Linked DNA regions of Mus musculus: region 1 is linked to region 2. The links are chromatin loops, found by intact Hi-C in ENCODE. Cell type or tissue: heart. All regions are shown on one strand. Links, peaks and the distances in the headings refer to the core of each region. The heading gives the core; the rest is flanking DNA.

What was found. Hi-C counts contacts between places; a loop is a spot of excess contacts. Peaks named below come from ENCODE experiments on the same cell type or tissue, not always from the same donor. Only the 100,000 strongest peaks of a DNase experiment are listed, where the experiment ranks them.
Region 1: a loop joins it to region 2, with 2.3 times the contacts of the local background. A loop is called at or near these places in 3 of 42 quality-filtered maps.

Annotation. Positions count from the first base shown.
Region 1 is chr12:17,439,038-17,441,847 of GRCm38, forward strand. All of the region lies in intron 1 of Gm36752 (a long non-coding RNA gene), which reads left to right. Among named protein-coding and RNA genes, the nearest start is that of Gm36752, 3.9 kb to the left of the region's middle. In heart, for the core only: no CTCF peak of the experiment used is centred there; DNase peaks (open chromatin) are centred at 1,384 and 2,604; H3K27ac peaks cover 540 bases.
Region 2 is chr12:17,365,454-17,368,263 of GRCm38, forward strand. All of the region lies in intron 9 of Nol10 (nucleolar protein 10), which reads left to right. Among named protein-coding and RNA genes, the nearest start is that of Mir3066, 11 kb to the left of the region's middle. In heart, for the core only: a CTCF peak has its summit at 1,699; a DNase peak (open chromatin) is centred at 1,718.

The DNA.
Region 1 (2,810 bases), core at 119-2,618, 73 kb after region 2:
TTCACTGGGGAGGTCAGATGTGGGGAGAGCCCCCTTTATTGGGGCACTAGCTGGTGAAGAGTCTCAAGCCTGGATTGTTCCAGTCCTGTGAGCTTCTCACCATGAAGGGAATGAGAGCAAGACACTTTTTGAAGAGTCACTGAAGACATTTCTGCTGAAAAATTGTGATTTCCCCTCAGGGGTTGGCTTTACAAGTGAAGAGCCATTGCCTTTAATGTAACTAAGCAGAGCTCCCTGTTAAAAGAGGTAAGGAGAGAGGCAGGGAATGTGTGTACCATGAGACTGCTATGGCTTGCACCCACATCTCCTCTGAGTGCCCACAGCCTGGGAGTTCTCAGGGCACATTCAGTGCATAGGGCACCATCCTAGAGTGGTCCACCCCACCCCACCCCTACTCTTTAACATCTTAGCTCCGCTCTTGACAGGCCTAGCTCTTGACTTAACCCTCACTTTAGCCACCCCCAGCAATGGCAGGTTCCCAGAAGAACACTGAGTGCTTGACTCCTGGCCAGGTGATACTAGGTGACCACGGTGATAATGGGCAAAGGCCAGGAGCAGAACATGTATGTCCCCTTCCTGGGGAGCGGAAGCCATCAACCTGCCTGAGTTAGGTGAGGGCTACCAACTATTCAGGCAAGGGTTCCCGGTAACCATGGCGATACCATTGGAAACGCTGCCATGCCATCCTGTGCCCTCACCCGCAGAACCCCAAGGACCGTGATGACCACACACACTCTAGGGCAATGAGCAGGTTTATACCAGGGTTTGCATTTAACTGAGGGGACAGAGGTAGCAGTGGGGTATATCAGAGGAGAAGAGATGGGATGCCCATCTGGATATTATTCTTATCCTTCCTGCCAGGGCCCCAGTCAGGCACATGACATCGGTGGACTTGGAAATATTGATAGAGAATGGAGCTGAGGAAGTGGGACAGTGAGAACGTTCCACAGGGCTTGGGGCAAAAGCTGTTGCTCCTGGTAGGCCTTCAGAGCTAAAGGCGCGTGCAGGGGAATCCCATGGGTGGATCTGTGGGTTTCTAGGCACTTGGGAAAAGAAAGAGGAGGCTGAAGCCCAAGCAAACACAACAGGATCCTCCCGGGGTCTTGATTTCATTGGGAGCAAAGGGAGTGAGCACCCTTTGGGGACTGAGTGGCCTCCAATCTGCTCTATTCTGGTACCGTTTTTAAATTTTAATTAATTAATTAATTGCCCAGAAAGCAAGCTAGGAGACCCCAGGCTTCCTGCCAGCTGCAGCCTTTTCCTGTAGAAGCCCTGGAGGCACTGGGCCCCAGATCTGGAGTGTGGCCGGCTCCTCCCGGATGTATTTGTAGAAGTGCTCGCCAGCACGCCCCATTTGGAAATGTCTTAAGATAGGAAACACAGTTGTCCCCGATGAGCAGGCTAGGTGACAGGGGAGGCTGCAAAACAAAATCATTTCCTCTGAGGATGCCAAGTTGAGGGGGGGAGGTCCTGCCGGTACTGCCTTTGCACATCCTGCAGTAATGACTCAACTTGAATTTCCCTTCTGGCTCTTAAGTGGTTTCCATGCAAAAGGCCAGTGCCCGAAGGAGTCACATCTGCAGGTCCAGGGAGAGCCAGGCAGCAGAGCCAGCCTCCCGCTCCACTGCCATACTCGTCTGTTTGGCACCTGGGCCCAGCTCCACTTCGCACGGTGAATCATGATGAAAACTTGAGAAAGGGTTTATTGGGGTCACTGTTAGGGAAGTCAGTGCATCGTGGAGGGGTACTCCTGAGGCACCAGATCCCATTGCATTTGCAGTCAAGCAGAGAGGTGGACGCTAGCACTCAGCTCTCCTTGTCCTTTGGATTCAGTGCAGGACCCCAGCCAGGGAATAGTGCTGCCCACAGTGTGGGTGCATCTTCCCACCACAACCATCCCATCTAGAAACTCTCTCAGGCATATGCAGAAGTCTCTCTCCTACATTCTAGACTCTCACATTGACAAAATAACCACCATTTGGGGTATGTGTCATACGACCTTTTAAACATTTTTTTAAAAGATTTTTAAAATGTTATATGTATGGGACTGGAGAGATGGCTCAGCACTTAGAGCACTGGCTGCTCTTCCAGAGGACCCAGGTTCTATTATCAGCACCCACATGGCAGCTCACAACTGTCTGTAACTCCAGTTCCAGAGAATCCGACACCATCATGCAGACATAAAGACATATATGCACAAAACCCCAATGCACATGAAATGAAAATAAATCTAAATTTGTGTGTGTGTGTGTGTGTGTGTGTGTGTATGTAAGTATGCATGTGTGCAGGTGCCTGAGGAGGCTAGAAGAGGGTTACTTGCAGTTGTGAGCTGCCCCATGTGGGTAATGAGAACTGAACTTGGGTCCTTCTGGAACACAAGCTCCTTTCACTGCAAAGCCATTGTCTCTAGCCCTTACTTGAACCCTCTTTTAAACATGAAATTCAGTGGCACTAAGTATGTGCCACTGTGTGGCATCTCCACTGTACTCCTCCAAAGCTTCGTTACTGCCCTGCTGACACCCTGTGCCCCTTGACTGCTAATCTGGCCAGCTGCTGTCGACCTTTGCTCTAGTTGCTGACTGTGAAGTTGCCTCATCGCATGGGCTCGTCCAGTCCTGACCTTTTGTGTCTAGCTCATTTCATTTACCATGTGGTGTTCAAGGTTGATCTCCGCGGTAGCATGCTAGCATGCCCCTCTTTCTTGTGACTGAGTAATAATCCTGTTTGCTCGAACACACCACATTCTGCCCATCTGTCCCTTTGTTACTGCAGAGACTGGCTCGATCCCGATCCCTGCTGTTTAGCATGCA
Region 2 (2,810 bases), core at 309-2,808:
CATGCATGTAGAGGTCAGAGCACAGCTTTGAAGTGAGTCTTCTTCCCTTCTCCCTGTGGGTCCAGTTGTCAGGCTTGGGAGCAGGTGCCCCATGGTTGGCTTCACTGAGCCCTCTGTCTAGCTACTGTTAGTTCTTGAGCTAGGCTCTCCCCCGTCCATGTGGGCTGTTAACTCCTGGGTCTGAGGGAGTCTCCTGGGTATCTGGTATATAGTAGACACACAGACACCTCTCCCGATTTATTGTTATTAGAAAGAACAGAGGTAGCAGTTAACTAGAGCTACCTGACTGCTTCACAGGTAGTGATTTTTTTTCTCTTTTTATATTAAAACATAAGTGTCAGGCTGCCTTCAGACTTCCTGCGTGGCTGAGAATGGCCTTGCACTCCTAATGCTTTTCCTCCCAAATGCTGGGACTGATTGCAGCACCCTACCCCTACCTTAGTACTGGATGTTTATTTACCAGAGACTTTGGTGAGCTCTTTATGTACAGAAAGTGACGTCTTGTTAGGTACTTTAATTGTATGTGTTTTATGAAAGAAAACTCTCCATCAATGACATACTCATTGTTCAGCTTTTGAGAATTTTGTTTCAGAAGTATGTTAGTGTAGGGAAGGGTATATAAATACCCATTTTTAGATATATACCTTTCAGTGAGAAAGAAAAACATACAGTTGTCATAGAGTTTTATTAAATTCTTATAACATTTTTTTTGTTTTGTTTTTGTTTTTCGAGTCAGGGTTTCTCTGTATAGCCCTGGCTGTCCTGGAACTCACTCTGTAGACCAGGCTGGCCTCGAACTCAGAAATCCGCCTGCCTCTGCCTCCCGAGTGCTGGGATTAAAGGTGTGCACCACCACGCCCGGCTCTTATAACATTTTTATAAAAGGACAATGACCATGACCATATGTGTTTATTGTCATCAGAAGAACATCCAGAGGCATAAGAAAATGTTAAAGATTGCTGGTTTTTCTTCTGCTGATTTTTTCAAGTGATCTTATTGTATTGTATTGTATTTTTTAAAGATTTATTTATTTTTAATTACGTATGTCTGTTTGTGTCTGCACATAAGTACAGTACCCATGAAACCCAGAAGAGCGGGTTGGGTCCTCGGGAACTAGAGTTATGGATGGGTTCTTGGAATCAAACCCTGGTCCTCTAAAGAGCAGCCAGTGTTTTTAACCTCTGAGCCATCTCCCTAGCCCCTGTATTTTTCTTTTTAATTTAGCTTTATGCTTTTCCTACAAACCTTGTAGCTTGTCACTTGTGTTATTTAGTAAATTTAGTAATTTTAGTAAAGCTAGAAGTACTGGATAGAGCAGGCTGTCTTTCTTTTCCATGATTGACTGTCTGCCTGAGAAAGTCAGCAGACTTGCCTGGAAGCCAGGGAGAATTAATAGGAGAGTTACAGGAGCTGGTTAGGAAATGAATGTGCAGAAGTCAGTGAATTTGGTATCTTAGCAATTCCCCAGAAGGAGGAGGAGGAGGTGGCAGAAAAGTTCTCATAACATAAACTACAATTATTGAAGGAGTCATTAACCTGTCTGAAGAAAGTGATAAAATTGCCTTATGAAATAAGCCTGGGAGGAGTAGGAAGATAATTCTGTATGAACAGGTATTCTGAAGTTCATTTTGAAGAGTAGGTGATGGAGTCTGAGGAGCAGCAGCCTCCTCTCCAGCCGCTGCTCAGTGCAGCACCAGGCTAAGGCTGTAGGTGGCAGGAGAGGCTTGCTAGTGCTCCGGGCATGGTCTGGCCTTGAAGGGCTGGGTGCAGAGCTGGTTTCTACTTGTTGTTGCGGGACATGATCTCACTGTGTAGTGTACCTCAGCCTCCTGAGTGCAGGGATTGCAGGCAGGCATCAGCACAGCCAGCTCTGGTCTACTTCTGACCTAATCTCTTTTTTCTACCTTAATGTTTTGGCGCTCGTGTCTGTAGCTGGTGCATGAGAAGCACGTATAGAATTGTAGCCGTACCTTTTGTTCTTCAGTACCATCGAGATTTAGGTCTTAGGCTTTTATTTTAGATGAATGAGGTTGATCTATTTTATTTTTAAAACGATTTGAAATTTTGAATATGTGTGTGTGCCCATGAGTGCAGGTGCCTGCAGAGAGCAAAGGTGTCAGATCTCCTGAGCTGGAGTTATAGGTAGTTGTGAGCCACCTGACTTGGATGCTGGCTGGAATTCAAATTTGAGTTCGTTGCAGAAGCAGTGCATGTTGTTAACAACTGAGCTCTCTCTCCTGCCTTGGTGAAGTTGGTTTTACATCAGAAGTAAGCATACCCACCCATATCCCAAGATAAATTGTTTCTCTGAGAATGATAGGGATGTTTGAGGGCTGGGAAGATGGCTCATTCAATAAAGTGCTAGCTGTGAAAGACATGACTTAGTTTAGATCCCCAGCATCCATATAAACCAGTCACTAATCTCAGATCTGGAGAGATGGAGACAGGAAGGTCCCTGGGAGTCCCTGACCAGCAAACTCCAGAATCACTGAACATTCTATTCCAAAGCACACATGGATCGCAGATATCTGATGTTGACCCCTGGTGCCCCTGCACACACACGGACACACACACACACACACACACACACACACACACACACACACACGGACACACACACACACACGGACACACAGAGGGAGAGAGAGAGAGAGAGAGAAAGATATCCTGGAGAAGTTTCTGAAAACAGTGTTCTATTATCTGAATAGAATGGAAGATGAAGGTGGGTTATGGGATTACATTTGTATGGGAAATGTCTTTTTTATTATGAAAGTTTGGATAGAGTTATAAACAAATAGCTGGTAACATGA